Regions from separate parts of the Mus musculus genome. Here all the other regions are linked to region 1. A link is a loop called in an ENCODE intact Hi-C map of the cell type or tissue named here. Cell type or tissue: gastrocnemius. All regions are shown on one strand.

Region 1 (8,000 bases):
ATGTTTTGGACACACTTTATTTATTACTGTTATGTAAGCTAATTTTACCTATTTCTGTTTCTACTAGAAACTGAAAAGTAATGCTCTGTGGCTCCCATATTTCTTCTAGACAGCAATCTCTGTGAGCAAACTCTCAGCCTCAACAGCAGTCTAGGGGAGACAAGTGAGCAGGAGACTACCCTTTTGGGGTATAACTAGCACTAATCCAAGACTGAGGAACGCTATACACAAATGATGGGTGCCTACAAACCTAGTCTGCAAGGCCAGCAAGGTGGGCCAGCAGGGAAAGGAACGTTCCTTCACGTCTCATGATCTGAGTCTGATCCCCAGAAGCCCATGGAGGAAGGGAAGAGCCGAGCCTCATGACTTCCACATACGTGCTGCAGATCCCAAGCCCATACATACACATAAACACAAGTAAGTGGGTACATGTTGACTCCAGGAGACAGTCACCGAGGACTACCCCAGGGATGCACTTAGCACATCCAGATTCTGAGAAACTCTACAAGCCAAATGACTGAGATCTCTGAGAGCCAATCTGCAATGGGGTAGCTGAATGTGCAAGCTCAAAAACACTGTTTTTCTTGTTAAAGGGATCTTATTTAAATTTGCTTTCCTTTATTTGTGTGGAAATCAGTAAACAAGCTCAGGTTTCAGTGCTCACCTTGCATCTTATTTGCAAGGCTCCTGTGGGCTAGTTGGCCTGTGAGCCTCCTGTCTCTGCTTCTACCACACAGCATGGAACTGGGATTGCAGCTTTGCATGGGTCTGGGGACTGAAACTGGAACTCAGGTCCCCATACTTGAGTGACAAGTGCTTTACCCATCTTCCCAGATACTCTTACTCAATCTTTTTTAAAAAAAATATTTATTTATTTAATGTATATATGAGTACACTGTAGCTGTCTTCAGACACACCAGAAGAAAGCATCAGATCCCATTACAAACGGTTGAGCTACCATGTGATTACTGGGAATTGAACTCAGGACCTCTGGAAGAGCAGTCAGTGCTCTTCACCACTGAGCCATCTCTCCAGCCCCCTCTTATTTAATCTTAATAGAATCTTAAATCATTAACAGCAGGAAATTCAATGACAAGATACTTATTAATCAACTGTTGCTAAAATGTTTTGGAGATGGTAACGGTTACACTTAAATGTTACTCTTTCTTTTAAAAGTGTTTATTAAAGGATTTATGAATACAATAACAGGATCTAGGATGAGAGAGAGGGTTGGGGTACAGAGGCCAGCTTGCCATGAATGAGCAGCTGCTGCGGCTGTGTGTAAGCATACGGAAGGTCACTCTATTATTCTCAGCACTCTAGTTAATTTTGCAAATGTTCATGGTAAAAAGTAAAACAAAACCAAAAATCCCTGCCAAACAAATGTCTTTCAGTCATCTATAGTAACCGCAGGGAAGCAGGGATCGAATGTTCGAAAGTTCTAGAATGCTACTTTGTTTTTGAAAGCCATTTGCTGACTGTGGCAAAAGCCCATGCATTCTTTCTGCTGATGAACTATTTGCAAATAACCACACAGCTTTCAGATTGCTCTCTCTAGAAAGAGGAAACAACTTCTTGCCAAACTATCACCAAGAAAAATGTGCTCTGGGTCTATAGGTGAGCTTTTAGTTACCATAAGCACCACAGAAGCCAGCCTAAGTGCTGGATGGACAAAGAGTTAGCCTCCCATGGCTATTTTAAAGAGAAGACTGACTACAGTTTTTGCTAATCAGGACTTAACTTTCTTATTTGTCTATTACACTTTATATCTATGACAAAAAGTAACAAGTCTTTAGAACATTAGCATACCGGGCTTCTTGTAGGAGACCTGACTGGGGCTGATCCCCATAGGCACGATCTCTTCAAACACACCGACTCGCAATTCCGGGAAGCAGTGAGACCCTCCTTTGCTGCTCTAACCAAGGAGAAACAAGACAGAGTTTACTTGTCCCACTGCCAGGTAAAGACAAATGCCATATGGAAGAATTATGGTATGTTTTACAGTGTGATAGCTGAGATTTTAAACCTTGAATTGGGGGCAGGAAGGAACTTTCAATGAAGATAAAGTTTAGGTCCAAAATGTTCCAGATAATTCAGCATGTTAATAAATGTTCCCTGTGCCTCTTCCATATGCAGGAACACTGTGTTTGTATGGCTATGTACATGTGACTCAGCACCACTGAGAGAGTCACACGTGATCACACACCAACTTTTGTTCTGGAGCAGTGACCACGAGTGTCTTGCTGTGGCCAGCATGAGAATTAGTAAAGTGTTCCCACCAGCTTACCACATACTGTGACAAAGCACACAGTACTTAGACACATCACCTCAGCTGAAAGAACCACAACTTTATTCTGATGTGGTGGCAACTTTAATTTCAGGTTTACTAAAACCACAGTTCACCGCAGAGATCTGTAAACCAGTCTTTCCAGGATTTAGATGCCAGCTTGTGTAACTGTGCCATCCTTATAGGAAGGGAAATGAGATCTGGAGAGGATTCCGACATGCCAAGTGACATGGCCCTCGACAGAAACAGTGACGAGCCCACCTGTTTTCCTGCCCTGGCTTGGAGCTCAGGGGAAAGGGGCTTGTCTGGCTCTGAGTGTGGCTCTGAGTGTGCTCTTCAATGACCTACAAGCAGACTGCTCTAGCTTTAGTTCTTTTACCTTAAAATCATCCTCGCTCAGGTAATCCTTAAATAATGGGCAGGAAAGCATGACTTCCACGTAGAGTCTGGTGGCCACTTTGCTTCCGCCAACAGTTCCATTGATTCCTTCAGTAGCAATCCGAATCTGAGACACAAAAGAGGAGAGGGGTGCTGTCTTGGCTTGGGTGTCTTCCCATGATAAACTAAAGGCCCCTTTCATGTCAGTGAGTGTAACAGGAAAAGCAGAGGCCCTGCTGTGGCCACCACAGTATCACAATATAGAGCACAGATGTCCCTCTGAAGCAGCGGGGCCTATTCAGCTTCTAGAGGCTTAGGAAGATGATGAGCTCCAGCCCTTCCTTATGGGAGGCCCAAGACGCTTACATAGGTAGAACGACGCCAGAAGTGGAATTAAAAAAAAAAAAAAAAGCAAAGCCCACTGAGGAAACTTTACCCCAGTCCTAAAGAGGGACCCTACTTGACAGTGGGAGTGCACAGATCACCTCTGCTTGGAGGCCAGGGAAAGCCTCCATCTCAAAACCATAGGCTGAATTCAAGTTCTCTTTTGCTCACTGAAGTGCCCCATGTCTGCATTCATGCCTGCTACGTGGTGGGTGCTAATGTGTAAGAGCACGTGTAGCCACATCTGCGGCTCTCTAGCTTCTCTAGGAATGGCACGTGAGAGCTGGGCCAGGGCAATCTGGGGGCTTGCATAGTGGGTTGTCCTAGTAGAGGAGATCCCATACATGAGTTTAAGATGGAGCAGCTTTATAAGGCACCATCCCCAGAGTAAGGCGCTAGAGCACACCAGCTGAGGACTCACACAGTCTCTGAAGAGAAGAGATCTGATCAAAGACCCTGAACTGTTACCATTATTCAAACATGAATGCAGCCAGATTGTAAAGTTGTATGTGGCCATTCATTTTCAGTGTCTCATGTGATCCAACTTTTTAGGCTATGGATAAACAACAGGATTCATCCTACAAGCCAATGCCAATTAACTGGTAGCTACCCAGAGATGAAGTATCCTAATTACCACTGACTCCTTGAGAAAGAGGGCTGCAGTAGGGTGAGGTGGGGTATAGGTGCTGCATTCCTTTAATCCCAACACTTGGGGAACAGAGGCAGGACAGTCTCTGAGTTCAAGGCCAGCCTGGTCTACAGAGTGAGTTCTAGGAAAGCCAGGGATACACAGAGAAACTGTCTCAGAAAACATACAAAATAAAATAAAATAAAATAGAGGCTGCAGTCCAGGGGAGACTGCTGTGGGTATGAGGCAGGGAACACAGGCCATCTCTGTGCTACAGGCTATGCACCTATCTATCACTAATAGGGACGACAACAACAAAAACAGCCTGAGACCAGCAATGTCAGGAAATCTGTCTGAAAACAGTCTGACTGGGTGATGGTGAATGTACATTTTTATGCGATTATTTCTAGGTAGACAGGCAAATTCTTTCCTATTTCATTTTAATCTCAGAAGCCAAATGCATGCCATACACGCATTCCCTACAGAGCCATCTCTAAACTCACTCACTCTCTAGCAGTACCTAGATTCTCAGAAAGTCCTTCAGACTTTGATGGAAAGGCCCTGTAACTAGGAAATAGACAAGGAACAGCTAGCACGGTGGAGCACCTGCTGAGAGACAGCACTCGTAACTGTTCTGCCATCTCTACATCTCACTCACAAATTTCTTGAGGTCATATGATGTACATCAAGGGGCATTCAGGTTCTCCTTTTCCTTGCCTAAGAACCAAGAATGTCAAAACCCAGTACTAAAATATCTCACTAACCTGGCCAAGTCTCTGATGTCTGAGAAGCAGGAAGATGCTGCCATCTGGTGGGCAGGACTGCTCACTGCTCGTGTGCCAGGAGAGGCTGGTCCTCCTTGACAAGACATCCCTTTTCTCTGTGTATGTAGCCTAGCCTGCTCTTGGAGTTGCAGCAATCCTCCTGCCTCAGCCTCCTAAGTGCTGAGATTGCAAGAGTGTACCATCACACCTAGCTTTAAAAAGCTCACCAAATAGAGACGGTGATATATAAATAAATAAATTAATTAATTAAAAAAAAAACATAGCACAAATAGTTACTGGTTTTGAAAACTATGTGCTAGGAGTTAGGGATACAGTTGTTGAAGAGTCCCCCACATCTCAGGCTAGAGGAGGTTAAGATGCTAAGAGACACAAAAAGACAAGAGCTATTGTGCTGATAGGACCCTGATATAGCTGTCTCTTGTGAGACTATGCCGGGGCCTAGCAAACACAGAAGTGGATGCTCACAGTCAGCTATTGGATGGATCACAGGGCCCCCAATGGAGGAGCTAGAGAAAGTACCCAAGGAGCTAAAGGGATCTGCAACCCTATAGGTGGAACAACATTATGAACTAACCAGTACCCCGGAGCTCTTGACTCTAGCTGCATATGTATCAAAAGATGGCCTAGTAGGCCATCACTGGAAAGAGAGGCCCATTGGACTTGCAAACTTTATATGCCCCAGTACAGGGGAACGCCAGGGCCAAAAAGTGGGAGTGGGTGGGTAGGGGGGTGGGGGGGAGGGTATGGGGGACTTTTGGGATAGCATTGGAAATGTAAATGAGGAAAATACCTAATTAAAAAAAATAAAACTTAAAAAAAAAAAAAGACAAGAGCTATAGAAGGCACACTGAGGAACATGAATTTGGATGGGAGGTCAGGAAAGGCCTCTGAGAAAAAGTCATTATAATAGAGATCTGAAGCTTCAGAAGAGTTAGACTAGACAGAGTGGGGGTGGGTATCAACTTTCAAGAGAATTCGCCTCAAAAAAAGGCAAACAAAACAAGACTCGGTGGGTCCCAGAAACCAAAGAACATGAGTGGGAAATTTCAGCCAAGGGCCCTGCTCTTGCAGCAGCCTAGGCTGTGTCAAGGGCTTCACCCACCTGTCGCTGCTGGAGCTGTTCTAACAAGATCATTCTGGCTGCTGCACTGGAGAGCAGATTAAGGTGAGAATCGGGGAAGTTACCACACAGACGAGATAGAGCATGGTCAGGGCGATGAAGTGGAAAAGAGAAGAAAACGGATACTTTCAGGACAGGGCGTGGGAATGAGCTGCACGGGTGGGTGATACCAGCACTTGTCAAACAATGTGGGCGTGGAAAACAGCACTGTCCATGAGTTTACTGGGGAATAGGAGAACCACAACCACCAGGTTCTCAGAAGGTCGCTACTTCTCTGATGGTTCATATATGCTTGGCCCAGGGAGTGGCACTATTAGAAGATGTGGGCTTGGAGTAGATGTGTCACTGTGGGTGTGGGTTTTAATACCATGGTCCTGGCTGCCTGGAAGTCAGTATTCTGCCATGTTCCTGCCTTTATAATGGACTGAACCTGTGAACCTGTAAGTCAGCCCCAATTAAATGTAGTCCTTATAAGAGTTGCCTTGGTCATCTGTCTGTTCACAGCAGTAAAACCCTAACTAAGACAACTTCCTTTTGATTTAAAATTTAAAAGTATTTAATGTGCATAGGCATAGCGCTGGAAGATAAGCCACAGAGGGCATTTTACAAAAGTAAACACCATCCTGTCCTGCAGAGGTGTGACCATTTGGGAACATGCTTCCTCTCATAGCACACACTCATAGATACCGGACAAACATGCAGTTTTAATTTCCTTTATTCTACAGTTTCCAATCCTTACAGAGCCTGTTAAGTGCTGAACCTTGTTCCAGCGCTGAGAATGCCCCAGTGAAGGCAAAGCTTCTGACCTCACGAGGCCCCCCCACAAGGGAGACAGGCTCTCCTCTCAGACTGCAGGAAGTCTTTAAGCAGCAGCAAAGGCAGGGCATGGTGAGGACCCTGCACACTGTACTGCTGAGGGAGCAGCACTGGAGTGGCACTCGCTCAGAGTACAGGAGGCCTGACAAGGAGGGGAGGGCCGCACAGAAGGGAAGGAGTAAATGTCACACCTGAGATCACCAGAGACCTGATTCTAGGAAAACCAAGGTGTGACTTGTAATCAAACATGCAGAATCTATAAGAGGCTTTGGAGTTCAGTACATTTCCCTGTCTCAGCTGACAGATGTATCAGAACCTAGCCATGCCCACGAATGTTTCCAATCTATAACAACAATGAATTAAAAAAAAGGTAACAAAACCTGAAATATTTACTATTTGACCCTTTAGGTATAGGGTGACTGAGGCCTGGTCTATAAGCAACATATCAAGAGCTGGTTTATTCTTTACCCTGCAAGCAGGGTTTCCCTCCTTTCGAGAACCCCCATGTGAAGACTTCTCAAAGAGCACAGCTCCTACAATCCAAGATTAAGGAGACAAGAAGAGGCTTGCAGGGCACATCTGGAGCAGGGCTTACCTTGCCTGTAAGGTGCAGGTGATGGCACAGAGCTGTCTGCCAGGCACAGACCCAATGGGGGTCCTCCAAGTCACAGTAGCAGTAATACAGGAGCACCTCTCCTTCCTCGTCACCCTGGCCACTACACAAGGAAAGTCAGAGGAGGGAGCATGTGAGCCACGTGAGCCCCACTTCCCAGTGCACCCACGCAGAGAAGGAGAGCACGGCCACAGGGAGCTACAGTTCCCAGTGCACCCAGGCAGAACTGGAGCCACAAGCAGCCCCACTTCCCAGTGCACCCAGGCAGAGAAGGAGAGCACGGCCACAGGGAGTCACAGTTCCCAGTGCACCCAGGCAGAACTGGAGCCACAAGGAGCTACAGTTCCCAGTGCACCCAGGCAGAGCTGGAGAGCACGGCCACAGTTCCCAGTGCACCGGGGCAGAACTGGAGAGCATTGACACAAGGAGCCCCAGTTCACAGTGCACCCAGGCAGAACTGGAGAGCATTGACACAAGGAGCCCCAGTTCACAGTGCACCCAGGCAGAACTGGAGAGCATTGACACAAGGAGCCCCAGTTCACAGTGCACCCAGGCAGAACTGGAGAGCAGGGCCACAGGGAGCCACAGTTCCCAGTGCACCCAGGCAGAGCAGGAGAGCATGAAGCTGGAACAACCTCTGCCTCCCTCCTATCTTTAGTCTCCTAACATAAGAGCACTTCTCTTCATATTTTCTCTACATAGTACAGTATCTGCACCAGACTTCTTACAAAAAGCAAACTCGCTTCCCTGTCCTCACTTAGCTCTCACACCAGGAGACAGGTATTATTAACCCTACTTTACAGGCAAGCTGGGAATTTGAGCCCACTGTGGCCTATCCTCAATCACAAGGCAGTATCTGGTTTGACTGGCTCACCATGAAAAACATTTTACTTCCATTTTTTCATGTAGTACACTTATCTATAGACGTGTTATTATTGGCCACATAAGACAAACTTTTCTATGTCAGCATGCTCACAGAGTAGCACTAA
Region 2 (8,000 bases), 120 kb before region 1:
GCCTCGCTCTCTGATGTGTGCACCATAAACTACATTTCTGGAAACACCCAGAAGGCAATTCTCTATGCGAAACTCCCATTGCCCACTGACAAGATCTTAAAGGATGAAGGGCAGGCACAAGGAGATTTTGACATCAAGTCGATGATTGAACAAGAGTATTTGCAGATAGAAAAAAACATGGCTGAAAGTGCTGATGAGTTTCTGGAGGACATAACTGTGCCGCCTCTGGTAATTCCTACCGAGGCCTCACCGTCTGTGTTGGTGGTTGAGCTGAGCAACACAAATGATGTGGTTATCAGGCAAGTTGGCATTTCTAGTTGTTCCGAGCTGTGCAGTGTTGTCACATGACCACTCCTGGCATGGATGCTGTGGAGGGAAGGAAGAGCAGCATCCTCAGGAGTCACAGTGAAGTGCAGGAGTGTGCTCACGTTTGTAAAAGGCCCAGCGTCCTTAGGAGAAATGATGGTTAATAGTTTTAAATGGGAATGATAATATGAACTTGGTAAAAGTTGTGTCATAAGCATCATGGCAACTGTGTCAGAAACATCAGCCTGGCCCCTTCAGGCCAGGTGATGCCGTCAGATCTAGGACTGTTGTGGCAGCCCTAAAAGGTCAGGGTAGCGAATTTCATCATACACTCAGATTAGCCAGTGGACCTAGAGCTGCCCTGCTGCCCTGAGCTTTTGGATGCCATTCTAAGAGATGTGTAGCTGTCACTGATGTGGCTAATGACAGCCTGAATTGACACTGAAGCACTGGATTACCATCCAGTGTGGAGCTGTGGCTGGGGAGAGGGAGAGAACATTGAAACAGAAAGCATCCAGGACCCTTCACCCCAAATGGCCCTCTGGTTTGTGCAGCCCAAGACCTATAGATAAACTAGAAAAGCACAGAGAATACCCAAACTAGATCCTTCCAGAAGGAAGAGCTTGAGAGCATTAAAGCAAGTGGTGGCCCAGCTGACACTATGAAGCCTGCCTAGTCTCCTGCTCTGCCACTAAGAAGGATCTTTAGAGGGACTTTGGCTTACATGGGGTTTTAGATGCAGCTTTGTATCGGTCACATACTGAGGATGGTCTGTGCAGATTCTCGGTCCCTGTGCTCAGGTAATTTGGAGACAGTGTATGAGCCTATACTGGGTACTGCCCACACTCACCTAGCTGTAGCACCAGCCCTTGTCCTCACTTGTGAGTGGAGCCATCCTTCTCTACTGGCTGCTGCAACTCCTGGATGCCTCTCCACATTTACTCAGTTGTCACCTAAGTTCAAGCCCCCGAGCCCCATGTCTCAAAGACTGGAACCCAATGCAAGACTGACTCCAGCCTCTCCTGAACACTTGCAACACACAGCAAATGTAGACGATGGATCTTGACAAAGTCTAACCCATTCAGGGATGAAGACTACACATCTTAAATTAGCTAGTTTCCAAAGAGTCATTCTTTGCATTGTGTGTGAAATGTCTTTGTAGCTTCCCTTTCTCTCTAGTAACAGGTAGGTTGGCTGGGCCATCTTCTGTCCTGCAGATAGTTACCAAGACCATGTGGAGCAATTTCTTAGAGTTTTCTCAAATCACCAGAGGCTCTGGGTAAAAACTGGAGAAATATAAGGACAAGGGCTCCTCTGCCTCCTCCCTCACCTTGGCCAGGTGATTTGAGGTCTCTTCGAGCTGCAAGCTTCATCCTGTAGCAGAAGTGTTGTCATTTCATGAGATGCAGCCTCACCAGGGTAAAGCCATCTGCCAGATCAAAGCAGCCTCATTCAAACCTGGAAGGGCTTATGGGAGCCCCTGTGGTGTTTCCACACACCTTCCATCTCCTGTCCTGGGCTCTCTTGCACCCTGCTTCTTCCTGGGGCCTCCAATGCCTGCTTCTCCTCTGCTGTTCTCAGGGCTGTCACACATCGTCACACTGGGCAGTGGGCGCCATAGTCCTATCTCCCTGTACTGAGAATGATGTTCCCTGAGCACAGTTCCTTCCCCTGCTGGGGTGAGCAGCTGTGAGCCTGGAACCCTGGGGTTTACTCACCCTGACTGTTGCTCCTCTCACCATTACAGGTATGTAGGCAAAGACTACTCAGCTGCTCAGGAACTGATGGAGGATGAGATGAAGGAGTTTTACAGTAAGAACCCCAGAGTCACACCGATCCAGACTGTGCACGTGGGGCAGCTGCTGGCAGTCAATGCAGAGGAGGATGCCTGGTTGCGAGCACAGATCATTTCCACGGATGAGAACAAGATAAAGGCAAGCTCAGTTTTGTTAGCATGAGGTAGATACGTTACAAGTTTTCAGATGTGATTGTTGTTTATTGTTCTTTCAAATCCAGTGTGACTTTCACCAGAAATTCCAAGTAGTGCCTGTGAAAGACTATCCCTTGTTAGCTCTTATACCAGTGGTAGTTATGATATCTCAGTTTCTTAAAGTCACAGAGTAAATGAAGTTCTCTGTGAGGGGCAGACTCAGATCTTATCAGAAGGGTGTTTCCCCACTCCTGGCACTGAGCAGCTCCATAAGCAGCTTCAAGCAGGCCTTCTCTGAAGAAGCAGCCACAGCAGAGAGCTGCCATTCTTCCTCCCTGTCTTAGCCTGAGCTGGGCTCATGCATCAGCAGGCTTTAGTACTTTGGGCAGCATCCTGTCTTGGTGATCAGCCTCTGCCCCTTTGCGTTGTACCTTCCATGAGGAGCCCAAGGATCAAGACTCCGTCCACAGGCTCAGTTTCCTTGAGAATTGTGTCCTTTTAAGCCTTAGAGCTCCCCAGACAGGGAGAAAAGTTGCTGAGCCATGGTGGGCTGCTGGCTTGGTGGCCACCTGAATATGTCACTTCTCCCTTTTTGCAAGCATGCTGTGAGTGACAGTCCTGTGTCCGGTGTCTCCCAGGCAGAGGACTGCTGCTTTTTGACATGGAGGCAAAGGAGCATAGGCCAATCACCAGGACAGGATGTGGCCGGAAGTCTTGGGGCCTACAGATGGGGCAGGACCTAAGAGGATTGAGAGTAACTCTGGGCGCAGTCCAACTCAAGCTAAGACAATGAGAGGAAGAACAGTAGCTCTCTGCTGAGACTGCTTCCTCAGGGAAGGCCTGCTTGAAGCTGCTCAAGTCTTCTTAGTCTCTTATGATATCCCTGGCAGCTAGGAGAAGTGTACAGGCACTCAGGTGGCACAGAGACCTGTGGTCACTTGATGGTGCCAGAGAACCAGAAATGGAAGCCCCAAGTGCCTGCTCACTGATTGCTATGGCAGCCTGAGATGCTTGCTCTGCTCTCCTGTAGCAAGGCACACGGGGTGAGGTGGCTGAGGCATACGGGCACATCCAAGGATGAGGGGTTTGTGAATTGTGATTGTCATATGTGTTATTAGCTGGGCCTGGTGCTGCAGCTCTGTAATCCAGCTACTTGGGAGGCAGAGGCAGGAGAAGCACAATTTCAAGGCCAACTTAGGCAACAACTTAGTAGGAACCTGTCTTAGAAAGTTACAGGATGTAGCTCAGTGGTTAAAGCACTTGTCTAGCATACATTAGGCCTTACGTCCAACCTCCAGTACCACAGAAGAAACAAAAATTTACCACTACTACCATAGCAATAGATGCAGCAGGCAAGTCAGTAAAGAAGTCAGCTGCAGACATAAACCCTGTGAAGACTTCGGAGTGGTCCTGCCGTAGCCTCTTGCTGGGCTAACAGTACAGCTTCACCTGCTCTGGAGTCTGGGTCTCACACTGCTTCTCATCATCAGCATATATAACATGGGTCCAGGAGGAGCACATCCAAGATTCAGGTGTAGACTGCTGTTCATGAAATTGAAACGTTTGCCTGAGTCTTGAGGCTTGTGAGAGGGGAAGAAATTGTGTGGACATGATGGACTAGAACTTTGGCATGGCCAGTGGTCTGGGTCCAGGCAGCAGAGAGTCCAGTATTGTTTCCTAAGGTGAGTCTTTGCCTCAGCAACCAGGCACACTCACCACATAGTCAGGGGAGTTGGAGGGCTCTCTGCCTTTCTTCTTCCTCAGACTCTGCCATGGAGGAATTGATCTTTATTTCCTGCTGGTGCCTGTGTCTTATTTTCTTCAAAAGACACAGGGACCTGTCTCTGTTGACTGGTATTTTCCAGGCAGTACTGCCTGCCTTTTGTTATTTGCTTTGTATTTTAGGTTTCCAATAGTACCAGATTCTTAGTTACTCTAAATCTAGGATAATAAAACGTAATGTTTCTAGTTGCCAAGAAAAAAAAAAAGCTTTCATAGCTTGGGAGACAGGCAGGCAGATCTCCAACCTGGCCTACATAAAGAGTCCCAGGCAAGGCAGGACTGCATAGTGAGCCCTTGTTAAAGAGAGGTGGGAGATTTTGTGGTCTTTAGGTCTTGGTGTGCTGCAAAAGTCATCTCTGTGTTAATGGTATGTGTTCAAGTCTCATTTCTGTAGCTATACTAAAGTATCCTGAGAAGAGGCGACTCAGGAGAAAGGGCTTACTCAGGATGCAGTTCTTCACTACATGAGATTTAAGTCTGGAACTAAGAGCAGTCAGTCCCATCTGCAGCAAGAGCAGGGAGAAACGAATGCACCCGTGCTTGGTGCTCAGTTTACTATACAGTCCTCTACTATATAGTCCAGGGCCCCAAACCAGGACATGTTGTTGCCCACTTTGAGCCTAGGTCTTCCTGTATTAATTGAGACTGTTAAGCTAGTCCTCCACAGATATTATACAGCTGTAGCACTGATGCTGATCTAAACTCACTGAGACTTCCCAGATGATTCTGGGTTATGTCCAGCTAACAGACTAAGAGTTAAGAGTATACCTGGGAGCTGGGGCCTCGGCCAAACTGAATGAAGATATAATCTAGCTTTGTGAACTTGAAGAAAAAATTTGGTTTCTCCCCTTTTTTAAAAAATAGAATTGTATGTTGTCCAGACTGATGTCACTGTTGTCCCTGACCAAAGCATCTCATCCCCTAGTACCACAGTGGCCAAGAGAGCAGGCTGTCATAGGTGCTGTTTTGGGGTTCTAACATCTGGCCAGTATCACAGGACTGATGAGCTCCTGGAAACAGCTGCTGTCCCTCAGAACAAGGAAGACTCCTAGCAGGAAGGATAAAGACAGGGAGAGGCCAGACAGCAGCAGAGGTGACCTTGGCAAGGCCCCAGAGCCTATTCTGCCTTGGTCTTATTATTCTGGTTGACTAAGGGGTAAGGTAGCAGACAAGGGCCTGAAATATGGGACCCTGAGGCCCAGCCTTTTGTCATCTGGGGTGCATCGGGGAGCCTTTTCTTTAGCTGTGGGAGAGCTGAGATGCCGCGTGATGACTATGGAATAAGACAGATCCAGTTGGATATATTAAGGTCTTAAACTAAGGCTAAGGACTTTTGAGTGTAGATGTGATAGGCTTTGCTCTCCCCTTAGGTGTGCTATGTTGACTATGGCTTTTGTGAAAACATTGAGAAGAGTAAAGCGTACAGACTGAACCCACGGTTCTGCTCGCTTTCCTTTCAAGCCACCAAGTGCAAGCTGGCAGGTAAGGGGCCGTCTTAGAAATCCTTTCAACACTGTACTCTTCGCTGTTGAATTTGGAAATGCTCTTGGTGCCTCAAGTGTTACACTTTCTTTCCCTCTGCCCTTCCGTTTGTTTGTTTGTTTGTTTGTTAGTTTTGTTAGTTGCTTTAGGTGAAGTCATACTATGTAGACCAGACTGGCCTTGAACTTAAACTCCTCCTACCTCACTTCCTCAGTGCTGACTTCCAGGTGTGGGCTGTCACACCCAGCTCATAATGTGTTTTTCTTGAAAGTTCTGTGAATAAATTCACACAATGTTCTTAATAAGATGTAGTAATAATGAAAGTGTTTATTGTCACATTGATTATGTAAAACATAGCTCATTTTATTGTATTGTAAAAAGTTTATCTAGCCATTTGAATGGCTTAAGTTTATTTTGTTTTGTTGTAGTAAGAGCCTAAATGACTCTGTAGCATGGGATTCACCCTGCTAGGTCCTGTCACTTCAGAGATAGGACCCTCAGCCTTCTCCACGGAAACAGGTGTGCAGATACACTCTGGTAGCAAACCCTTGTGCACCCAGACGAGCTGCGCTGTGGGTTGTCTGGTTCTTGTGCCTTTCCTCTTTACAGAAGCATGGGAATTTGTCCTTGTGCATGGCAGTAGGGGGAAGCTAACAGCGGGCCTGTGAGATGGATGGAAAGAGGCTTACACTTAACTCTAAAGGGATCACACTTTTTCTAAATTTTATGTATACACACACACACACACACACACAATGTATGTATGCCCATGAATACATGCTCCTGTGGAGATCAGAGGCATCAGATACTCTGTAGCTGGAGTTTCAGGTGGTTGTGAGCCTCCTAAAGTGGGTTCTAGGAAGCAAACTCAGGTCCCCTGGAAGGGTGGAGAACATTGGTAACCACTAAGCCATCTCTCTAGCCCTGAGATCGTTACATGAAAATGAGCCCTCTGCAGAAATTCCCCTTAAGCTGAGTATGGCAACCCACACCTGTGATGTGTCAGCATTTAAGAATAGAAGATGACAAATTGGAGGCCAGCCTGGGCTACATAGTCAGTTCCAGGTCAATGTGGGCTTATAGAATGAGACCTTGTCTCAATGAATGAAAGGGGGGGGGAGGAGAGGAGAGGGAGGGGAATTGAGCGGAGGGAGACAGACAGAGAGACAGAGACAGAGACAGAGACAGAGACTAGTGTCCCCACCAGCAAGAGTGAATCTTTGTCTCTGAAGGGCCTGACTCTGAAATAAGCCCAACGAGCTCTTAAGAGCCAATCATAGATTGTGGAATTGGTTTGAAAGGAATATATCACAATTGCAGAACAGGAGTCCAGATGCTGAGGTAAAAGGTACGAGCAGAGTCCCAGCACTAATCTTGAGAATGGACAGGGCAGAGGTCTGCCTTATAGCTTACACTCAAAGAGAAAAGTAGACAGAGGCACTGAAGTCCCATACAGAAATGGTGTTCTCATTTTAATTAGCTTAGTAGATGGACTTAAGAGTTGCCATATGTGTAAAATATTGAATTCCAATTGTCAGAGAACTGAAAGAGATTAATAATACTGCGCCTGAGCCTGTGGTGGCTGAAGCATCAGTCTCTTGATGAATCTATCTGTGGTGTCCTCAGGGTCAGGGGTAAATAGGAGGAGAAGGCGGAGGAGAGGGAGTGCTTCCGTTTTCAGTTATATAATAATATTATAAGGAAAAGTTGTACATGTTTAATTGAAAACAGAAAACCAGCATAGGAAAGGTATTATAAGTACATGATTTGCAAGAACAGGTTCTTGTTCATGTTAGTCTCGTGGTTTACGTATGGATTTGCATATATCTCAAAGGCTGCTCCTTTTGTGGTAAAGCTCTAATTGGTCATCAGTCTCATTACGTTAAGAGTACCTGCTCTAATTAATATGTCTTATAGTTTTTGGTTGTGAGCAGCCTTTAATGGCTGAGCCATCTCTCCAGCTCTCTAATGTGTCTCTTAAAGAGGTACACATCACGCCATTCATCTACAGATGTGTAAGGTAAATATTTCAAAACAAAACTTTCATTAAAAGTGTTATAATGCTGAGGTAGTGAGTATAATTCTGTGGTCTAAATGGCCTATGAACTCAGGCATCCATGGTGCTTCTGAGTAAGTAGAAATGAAGGCAGTTGCTGCTTTTCAGGGTTGGAGGTTCTGAATGATGACCCTGACCTTGTGAAGGCGGTGGAATCACTAACATGTGGGAAGATCTTTGCTGTGGAGATCCTGGACAAGTCAGATGTCCCGCTGGTGGTGCTGTACGACACGTCAGGAGAGGACGATATCAACATCAATGCCACCTGCCTCAAGGCAATATGTGACAGATCTCTACAAGTTCATCTCCAGGTAAGTGTGTGTGTGTGTGTGTGTGTGTGTGTGTGTGTGTGTGTTGGGTGGCCAGCAGAGTGCCTGTCTAGGGAGGCAAGAAAGAAATTCTGTTCAACATAACTAAGTAGCTTGTATTGGTTCAAACTTCAAG
Region 3 (8,000 bases), 150 kb before region 1:
GAAACTCAATTAAGAGAGCAATAGGTTTGGGGGAAGGGCTGTGAGGGAGGTTTCCAGAGGAGTACCACCCATGACACTGAATAATGTCACAAGCCAGTCCCTGAAGTTCACTGACGGGATGGAAAGTGACAGAAATCCGAGTCCTGTGGATGTGTTTGGGGTTTTCTTTTTGGAGACAATATAAAGAAGCGACAGATGTTCTGGATAGAAGGTGAGATAGCAGCGCTTGAAGTGTCTCCAAATGCCACTTGAGATGTGGAAGGGGGGATTTGCAACCCTTCCCAGTATTTGTGAGGTGGAGAATGAAGAACGTGTGGATCTTGGGTTGTGTTATAGACCTGTCAGATAAGAGGGAAAGGGCTATAGACACATGCTTGAAACCAGGCCCTTCCTGGTCTTGCTGAACTAGTATAAAGAAGGGGAGGTACAGTGCTCCTCCAGGAGCCCTGGATCCTCCCGCCTTGGCCAAGTGTCCTGGGGCCTCCCGTATGGCTCTGTTTAAACAAGTAGGCTGGCAGGATGAACAACAGCAACAACAACAAAAATGCATGGAGGGCTTTTAATGGAGGGTTTTGTTTTTGTTTTGTTTTGTTTTGTTTTTTAAGACAGAGCCTCTCTAGGTAGCCCTGGCTGCCCTGAAACTTGCTATGTAGACTAAGCTGGCTTGTGAACTCACAGAGATTTACCTGCCTCTGCCTCCTAAGTGCTGAGTTAAAAGGTGTGTACAACCACACTTAACTTGGTGGAGGTTTTTATTGCTCCATCCTTTTTAGCCTGGGATGAGGCGGCAGTGGGGTCATCTTTCTCCCTACACTTGGTCCTAGCTTTGTACCTTCTTTCCACGATAAATTCCCTCTGGTGAAGTCTCCAAAGGCCCAAATGATCTACCAGGAGGCTGTCCCTTTGCAAAAGCCACGTATTCAGGACTCTGGGACCTCTCTGCAGCCTTGGAAATGAGAGATGTGTGTGCTTTTTTTCTTGCATAGCAAGAGACCTGCCCATCTGCCTCTGCCCCTGGTGACCTAGGATGAGTTTGGTCTTTCCGTGGGGGAAGAACACCTTTGGACTGCATTCTATCTATTTTGAAATACTGACCTTTGACTCTGAGGTTTCCCCTAAGGGAATTTTTAATGTGTGGAACTTGACTCTGTAAAATCCTGTGTATCTGTGTTGCTCTCATATGTTCTGTCTTACTGTTCCATAAAAGGATAAGAACCCCAAGTCTAAAGCATAGCCAGTTTGAGCTGGGCATGGCAGCCTGTAATTCCAGCACTTGGGACAGTTCAATGTCAGTCTCAGCCACAAGACAGGCTCCTGTCTCAAAAAAAAAAAAAAGTCTTCATTTTCCCGAATTCCAGCTATAAATCGAGCAACAAAACAAGATCATACAACTTCCTTGCTGCAGTTCAGCTTCTGAGGAATCCTCCTGATACACCTCAGCTAAATCCACCTACAGAACAGGAGTTTTGCCCATTGTTCGAGAACAAATACAAAAGCCACTGTGTACAGGAAAAGATGCTCCACGCCATCATGGAGAAAGGCGAGTTAAAGCCTCAATATGAGACCGGTCCCTCAGTGCCGCAGCGGCAATGTTCCACCCTTACAGGGTCAAGCTCCATTTTAAAAGCCTGGTGATGCTGAGTACTGAGAATGAGTGGACTCATGCTTTACAGGGGGCGGAGTCGTGGATAAAAATGGGAGTACAAAGAGATGTGGCCACTTAAGATTGCACTTTGACATTCACATGTAATTATGCATATAATTATACATTATCTATGGTTAAATACACATAAGCATATACTCATATCCATAAATATATACAATCAACAATACATTTCTCCTACATCCTGACATTAATTCTATTCCCTGGTATGTATGTGAGAAAACCATTTGACTACACAATGGTTATTTATAGGTGCTTGGACCAGAACAGGCCCCCCCCCCCAGACTAGAAACAACAAAAATGCACACTAAATTCGAGGAATAAACTAGTTGTGCATAGCCATACAGTGACAGCCATCAACAGGAAGTAACTATTGATAAGCTCAACAGGAATGAGTCACGAACGCATTACACTAAGTGAAAACCCAGGCACAAAGGCTGCACATCCTGCGGTTCCCTACATATGGTGCTCCTGAGAAAACAAAGCTGAGGGGACTGAACTCTCACCCAGCTGCCAGGAGTGGTGGGAAGAGGGAGGGAACAGGGCTAGGTAGAAGGCTCAGGGAACTTCTACAAATAAAACTAGTTATGCATCTTGATTGTGATGGTTGTTGCGCAACTGGATACATTTGTTAAAACTCATCAGACTGCCGTACTTAAAAATATTTGCTTGTGGCAACTATTCGTAAATAAAGCTGGTTATGGAAAACTAGCTGCAGCACATGACTTTTCTTTGTATATCGGATACAGCAAAGGGGGGGACATATCTATAAGCATAAAGGACCTCAGACTTAGGGTTCATGCACATTGTTTCATGATTTATTTTATATACAGAATTCAGTATTGCCTAATTCCCTATCCCCACAGCCATCCTCTCAGTTCACTGATGCTGTTTTTACCCTTCCCTCCATCAGAATGTGGAGCCAGGGCATGTCAGAGTATTATTACAGAGTCCAAATAAAGAGCTGGCTTTATTCTAGGTCTCTGGAAGCCACTGTCATGTTTAGTTTAGCGGACAGGGCAGGGAGAAAGACATCTGAAACAGACTGAAATAGAATCAAGGCAATGTAGAGAATTCTGTTTCAGAGACACTTCGGCAGCTTTAGGCAGGGACCAGATGTGAGATTATGAAAGAGAACAGTGTTCAAAGAACACCCCTGGTCAAAGCCTTAAGACAGAACCTACTGAGCACAGGATATCCGGCTTTTCACGATCTCCTTCCAGTCTATTCATCGCCTACTGCAGCTTCCCAATGAATGCAAAGTTCCTTAAGCACAAGGTTTATAGGCCCTATACACTGTTGCTATTTGTCAGCAGGTATTGAGTCTGTAACAGTTAATTGTCTGCTCACCCACTGAAGGATGTTTATGCTATCTCTGTGTCTTTAAGTATTGCAAGCAAGGCTGATTTAAACATCCTTGTACGGGTCTGTGATGAATAAGCCCTTTCCTTTCTCTTGGGTCAATACCAGGGAGTGGAAACTCAGGGAGCCAAGGTTATAAAGTACTAGTGTATGCAACGACACAGAAGAGTCTCAATAGAATTCTGATGAGTGAAGAAAGCCAGATCCTCCCCCTTAATGACAATACATATGAAATAATTATATTTATATAAAACTCCAGAAAAAGCAAGAGCTCTATAGTAAGTAAGTGGGCACTTACAGGACTAAACGGTAGGGAATGAGGCAAACATTATAGAAAGAGAGAGAACTTTGAGGGTGTGGCTATGTTCCTCATGTTACTATCTGTGATTGTTTCTCTGTTGTATGCATACCAAACACATGAAAGTGTACATTTGAATCGTGCAGCTTATAGTATGGCAAGTGTACCTCAAACTGTTAAAAAAAATTGCTGATTGAGTAAGCAGCAGCAGGCTTTCAGCAAAAATATACAGAATGATGCCAAGTTTTCACAACGGGTTAAAGCAATCCAGCATTAAATAAATGTTAGTGGAATTACCGTGGAGTGAATAAATAGCAGCTATTCAACGTGTTTTGAATGAATTAAAGAATTTGATAAGTATTTATTTTATGCTTATTATATACTGGGCAGTGTTCTAGGATCTCTGCCCTCAAACAGCTTTAGTTTTAGAGCAGTGGATGAAAGCAGCGTTGTTACACACGCGTGAAGGGTATGTGGCAAAGCATTTTAATATAGTCCCCCTCCTCCAAAGAGTGACCTAGAAGACAGCTAAAGACAGACTGTCTAGAAGATGAAAAGAAGTATTGAGATGCTGAAGAGAACGAACTTTGTGGAAAGAGAAATAAATCCACACCCCGAGCGTCAGGACGGCGTGCGCACGCGCAGAAACCGCTAGGCGGCGTCGGTTTCCCTTCTCACACGCGGACCTCGAAGTGGGCAGCCGTGGCCGGAGCGCCTGCGTCTGCGCAGAGCTAAGCCGGCCGGCGAAGGGGCGGGGCGTGGTGCGACGGGGCGTGGCCCAGAGGGCGGGGCTTTAGGTGATTCCCAAGCCACGGCTCAGGCCGTGCGGGGAAACCGAAAGTGGGCGGCGGCCGCCCTGGCGGAGGGAGCGGAGGGAGCCGGGCCCAGAGGCGCGGGCTTGGGCCGCGGGTCCCCGGGACGAGGTGAGCTCGGTCGGGGCGCGACAGGTGCGGGCGACGCGGGGCGGGCTGCGGGACGGCAGGGCACGGGCAGGACAGCGGCTGGGCGCGGCGCCTCAGGCCCGGGCCTGGTCCCCGCCGTGGCGGGGTTCCAGAGCGTCGTGCGTGACGCCCCGGGACGTCCACCCAGCCGGTCGCGGTGCAGCAGGAGCTGCAGAGGGGGGCGTGGGAGGCGCGCAGCTCTGAGCAGGAAGTAGCTCCCGGTCAGGAGCAACCGGCCTCGGCCGCCCGTGCTGGGCAGCGGTACCCGAGCTCTGCGCAGTTGTGCCAGCCCCGCGGGCCACACTGCGGCGGCCTCCGCCCTCGAGACCGGCCGGTGCAGGCCGCGCACATCACACAGGACCTACACGTAGCCGTTCCTGTCAACCGTGAGCGCTGGGGAGGAAACAAGCATTCACGGAGAAGTTGTCTTGGAAGTCAAGTGGGAGCTGACAGCCTTTCTGCTCCTGTCCGCTTGAGGGTACATTTCTGTCAATATCCAGGGCTACCACTACCCAGTCATCTTGGGGAGCAGGGAAGAGAGGTGTGTATAGATGTTAAAGCCCAACCCCAAAGGATTCTGATACCAACACCACAAACTAACCGAGAAAACCACGATTCGTGTTGGTGGTGCCCACCTATGCTCTGCAGGTGGACGTTTGCAGAGAAGTGTTCTTGGAACTAGAAACGCCTTTAGTGGCAGAAGTGTAATTTAGAACTAAATCCCTGTCTCTTCCCGACCTCCATGATGTGGATGAAAATGTGGCATTCTACAGTGCGGCCTTTGCAGATAATGTATTGGAATCTGAGCTTCTAAAGCTTAAATGTAAGGTCGGGAATCAATTGCACCTCTGGTCTCTAAGTCTGCTCAAGAACCGAATGGGAATAGCTAACTGACCCTTTGAAGTGTTCTCAAGACAAGATAAGTCTTTGGCTCATAATAATAATCTTCTAAAGAGGCTTTCTATTTACCCAAACTGCCCATATTTTACAGGTTGGGATTTCAAGGTTTTTGATGACAGGGACACGCAAATTTTTAGGATAAGTTAGCATATAGTGTAGACTCAGCTGACGTAGGCGAGCTTCAGTTACATGCAAAGGACTGTGCTGGCCATAGAGCCCGCAGCTCCTCAGCCCTTCTCTTTGGTAGATTTTCTCTTTGCTAAGACAGTGAGGCAGCACTTGGCAGTGCCTTAAGATTTTAGTCCCTGTGGATTGAAAGTGGAATGTAATCCCTGCTAATACCCTTTTAAATGCGCCACATGAGACTGGCTGGGTGAGCTATTGTGTTGCATCTGGAGTTTAAAGCTCCTAGAAGGATCGCTCTTTTTAAGTTTTCTAATATTTGTTGGGTGTTTAATAGAAATGTAAAGAAAATGCACTTTATAACTCAATTCTGGGTGCCTGTTTTATGTTTGATGAAGTATAAATAGCAAAAATTAAGCTTTGATGTAGAGGAAAATATCTGGATGCTTTCATGAGTCAGGAGTTTATCGTTGCTTGGAGTGAGTTTGACTTTCTTATTTCTATGAATTTGCTTTTTCTTTGTGCCAAACTTGCTGTTTCTTCTCTTCATCCCGTCTCTGTTCTTCATTGTTTCCAAAGTTCCCCCATGAGGCCAAAGATGTCTTTTCAAACAAACAAAAAGTTGGGTTTTTTGTTGTTGTTGTTGTTTTGTTTTTTTGTTTTTTTAGTTGAAGTATGTGTCAGTCAGATAACCCAGTGTGATTTCCAGTCAGACGTAGTATTTCAGTCTGTGCAGCTTTGTCATGAGCAAGCAAACCTATAATGCCCATGAGAACTTTGAAGCTCATTACCTCTTCAAAGGATTAGAAGAAAGCAGAGAATCAGTGTGTAGTGAGAAATTTGGTTTCTCTGGGAAAAAAACAACAACAACAAAAAAACCCAACCAAACAAAAAAACCCAACCAACACCCTCCCCCCATCCACAGAAATATTATAGGAATATGTTTTTGTTTTAATCCCAGGTGTGGCATGGGGGACTGCTTTAGATTGTCAGCAGCAGCTCAGTTGTCTCATGCTCTAGCAGGGGTGTGATTTTGCCAGCTGTGGATAGTTTCTGCAAACATGTGACATTTGGAATTCTGGGGACTCTTGAAAGGGTATATAACTGTTAGAACCTGGAGGTAGGCAGGCATGGTTGCAGCGGCTGCTGTGGCTACTGCTCCTCTTCCTCCTCCCATCCCTGCTACTCCTCCTCTCCCCCTCCTCCTCCTGCTCCTCCTCTTCCTGCTCCTTCTTTCTCCTCCTGCTGCTGGTTGCTACTACTGGTTGGTGGTGGTTGTTGTTGCTCTTTGTTGCAGTTTGTCAAGTGGTCCTGTGCAGAGACCAGAAGAAGACATTGGATATCCTGACAGCAAAGATTAACGCCCCAATCAGCAAGAAGTCTAATGACATCACCACCCCCTTTCCCCTCTAGCCTTCTTCCTCTCCTACCTATTGTTGGGGAGTTGGGAGGGTGGAATAGGGGTGGAGAAGGGTGGAAGGAAAAGAAACCCACATAGTAGTAGACGTGCAGCTACACCAGTGGCTCTTCCCTTATTCATTATCCTGCACATAAAAAAGGAGACCAAAATGAATTGCTCAAAGAGGCAAGGGTGCTCAGTAGTTAGAGGTAGGGTTGAGACCCAGATCCCTGACCAAATCATCATGCTATGTAGATTCATAAAACTAGTTAATGAGATACTATGTAGTGGCCAAAATAAATAATATGAAATAACGAAAAAGAAAAACTGCTTCCTAAATACTTGGAAGGAAGATAATACTCTTTCTTTTAAAACTGGCTATAGGTAGACTTATTTAGGTTTAACAAGTAGACTGCAATTAGAAGGAAAACAGCCCCATAAGCTTGCACACAGTGCGTGTGGTGGTGCATACCTATAATCCCAGCACTCTGGAGGCCAATGGAAGGCTGCATAGGGAGACCTTGTCTCTAAAATTAAAAACGGAAAGCAACCCCACACACCTTGTAATATGGGAAATTGCTGGGTAAGGATCTTGGATAAATTCCTCCCCTCTCTGAGGCTGTTTATTGCTTTGTAAGATGAAAGGCTTGAGCTAGCCTAAGTGATGTCTAAAATTTTCAGCACACATCCTGAGGCTTTTAGATCCCCACTTGTAAAGCCCCAGAATGTGTCTTTCGGAGAGAGCAGCAGTCACCTGAAGTATATACTTAAATCAGTGGTTCTCAGCCTTCCTAATGCATTCCCTCATGTTGTGGTGACCCCCAACCGTAAAGTATAACTTTCATTGCTACTTCATAATTGTCATTTTGTGACTGTTATGGAGTCAGGATGCACAGACTGAGAGCCATTGCAGTAAGACAATGTTCAGATGTTTCAACATTGAGTGAGTAGCTGAGAAGCTAGGAGAGTTTACCCTAATAACCTGCTGTGTTTATTTGGGAAATTCGAATTCATGCTGGGAAAAGTGTTGTGGGAAAGACAAGACAAGTGATACAGTTAGAAATAGTTAAAAAAGAGAAACTTAACAGGAGAAAACCTACAGATGAGAGCCATACTAATGTCACTGTGGTTAGCCGATAGACCCCAGTCACCATAGGACACAAGAGGCATACAGATGCCTGCCTGTGGGATACTCAGTCCATGGTGGACAGCATCAGAAAACATCTGTTTCAGATGCATCAAACTTCGGGCTGTGTGGTGGTGCCCATCTGAGCCCCAGCACTGAGAATGCAGAGGCCAGAGACTCTGAAGTTG

Evidence for each region. Peaks named below come from ENCODE experiments on the same cell type or tissue, not always from the same donor. Only the 100,000 strongest peaks of a DNase experiment are listed, where the experiment ranks them.
Region 2: it touches region 1 in a loop (2.8-fold over the local background); 2 of 42 quality-filtered maps call a loop at or near these places.
Region 3: a loop joins it to region 1, with 6 times the contacts of the local background. A loop is called at or near these places in 12 of 42 quality-filtered maps.

What each region holds. Positions count from the first base shown.
Region 1 is chr4:46,122,234-46,130,233 of GRCm38, forward strand. It overlaps Tstd2 (thiosulfate sulfurtransferase (rhodanese)-like domain containing 2), which reads right to left. Exons shown (of 10, transcript NM_173033.3): 4 at 6,994-7,114; 5 at 2,667-2,792; 6 at 1,810-1,915. Among named protein-coding and RNA genes, the nearest start is that of Tstd2, 12 kb to the right of the region's middle. In gastrocnemius, a CTCF peak has its summit at 4,495 (motif pointing left); a DNase peak (open chromatin) is centred at 4,491; H3K27ac peaks cover 370 bases.
Region 2 is chr4:46,005,402-46,013,401 of GRCm38, forward strand. Tdrd7 (tudor domain containing 7) reads left to right here. Exons shown (of 17, transcript NM_146142.2): 7 at 1-299; 8 at 2,054-2,240; 9 at 5,389-5,500; 10 at 7,665-7,867. Among named protein-coding and RNA genes, the nearest start is that of Gm52728, 11 kb to the left of the region's middle. In gastrocnemius, a CTCF peak has its summit at 3,171; no DNase peak of the experiment used is centred here; H3K27ac peaks cover 315 bases.
Region 3 is chr4:45,968,191-45,976,190 of GRCm38, forward strand. It overlaps Tdrd7 (tudor domain containing 7), which reads left to right and starts at 4,107. Exons shown (of 17, transcript NM_146142.2): 1 at 4,107-4,246. In gastrocnemius, a CTCF peak has its summit at 3,971; a DNase peak (open chromatin) is centred at 4,069; H3K4me3 peaks cover 2,148 bases; H3K27ac peaks cover 3,085 bases.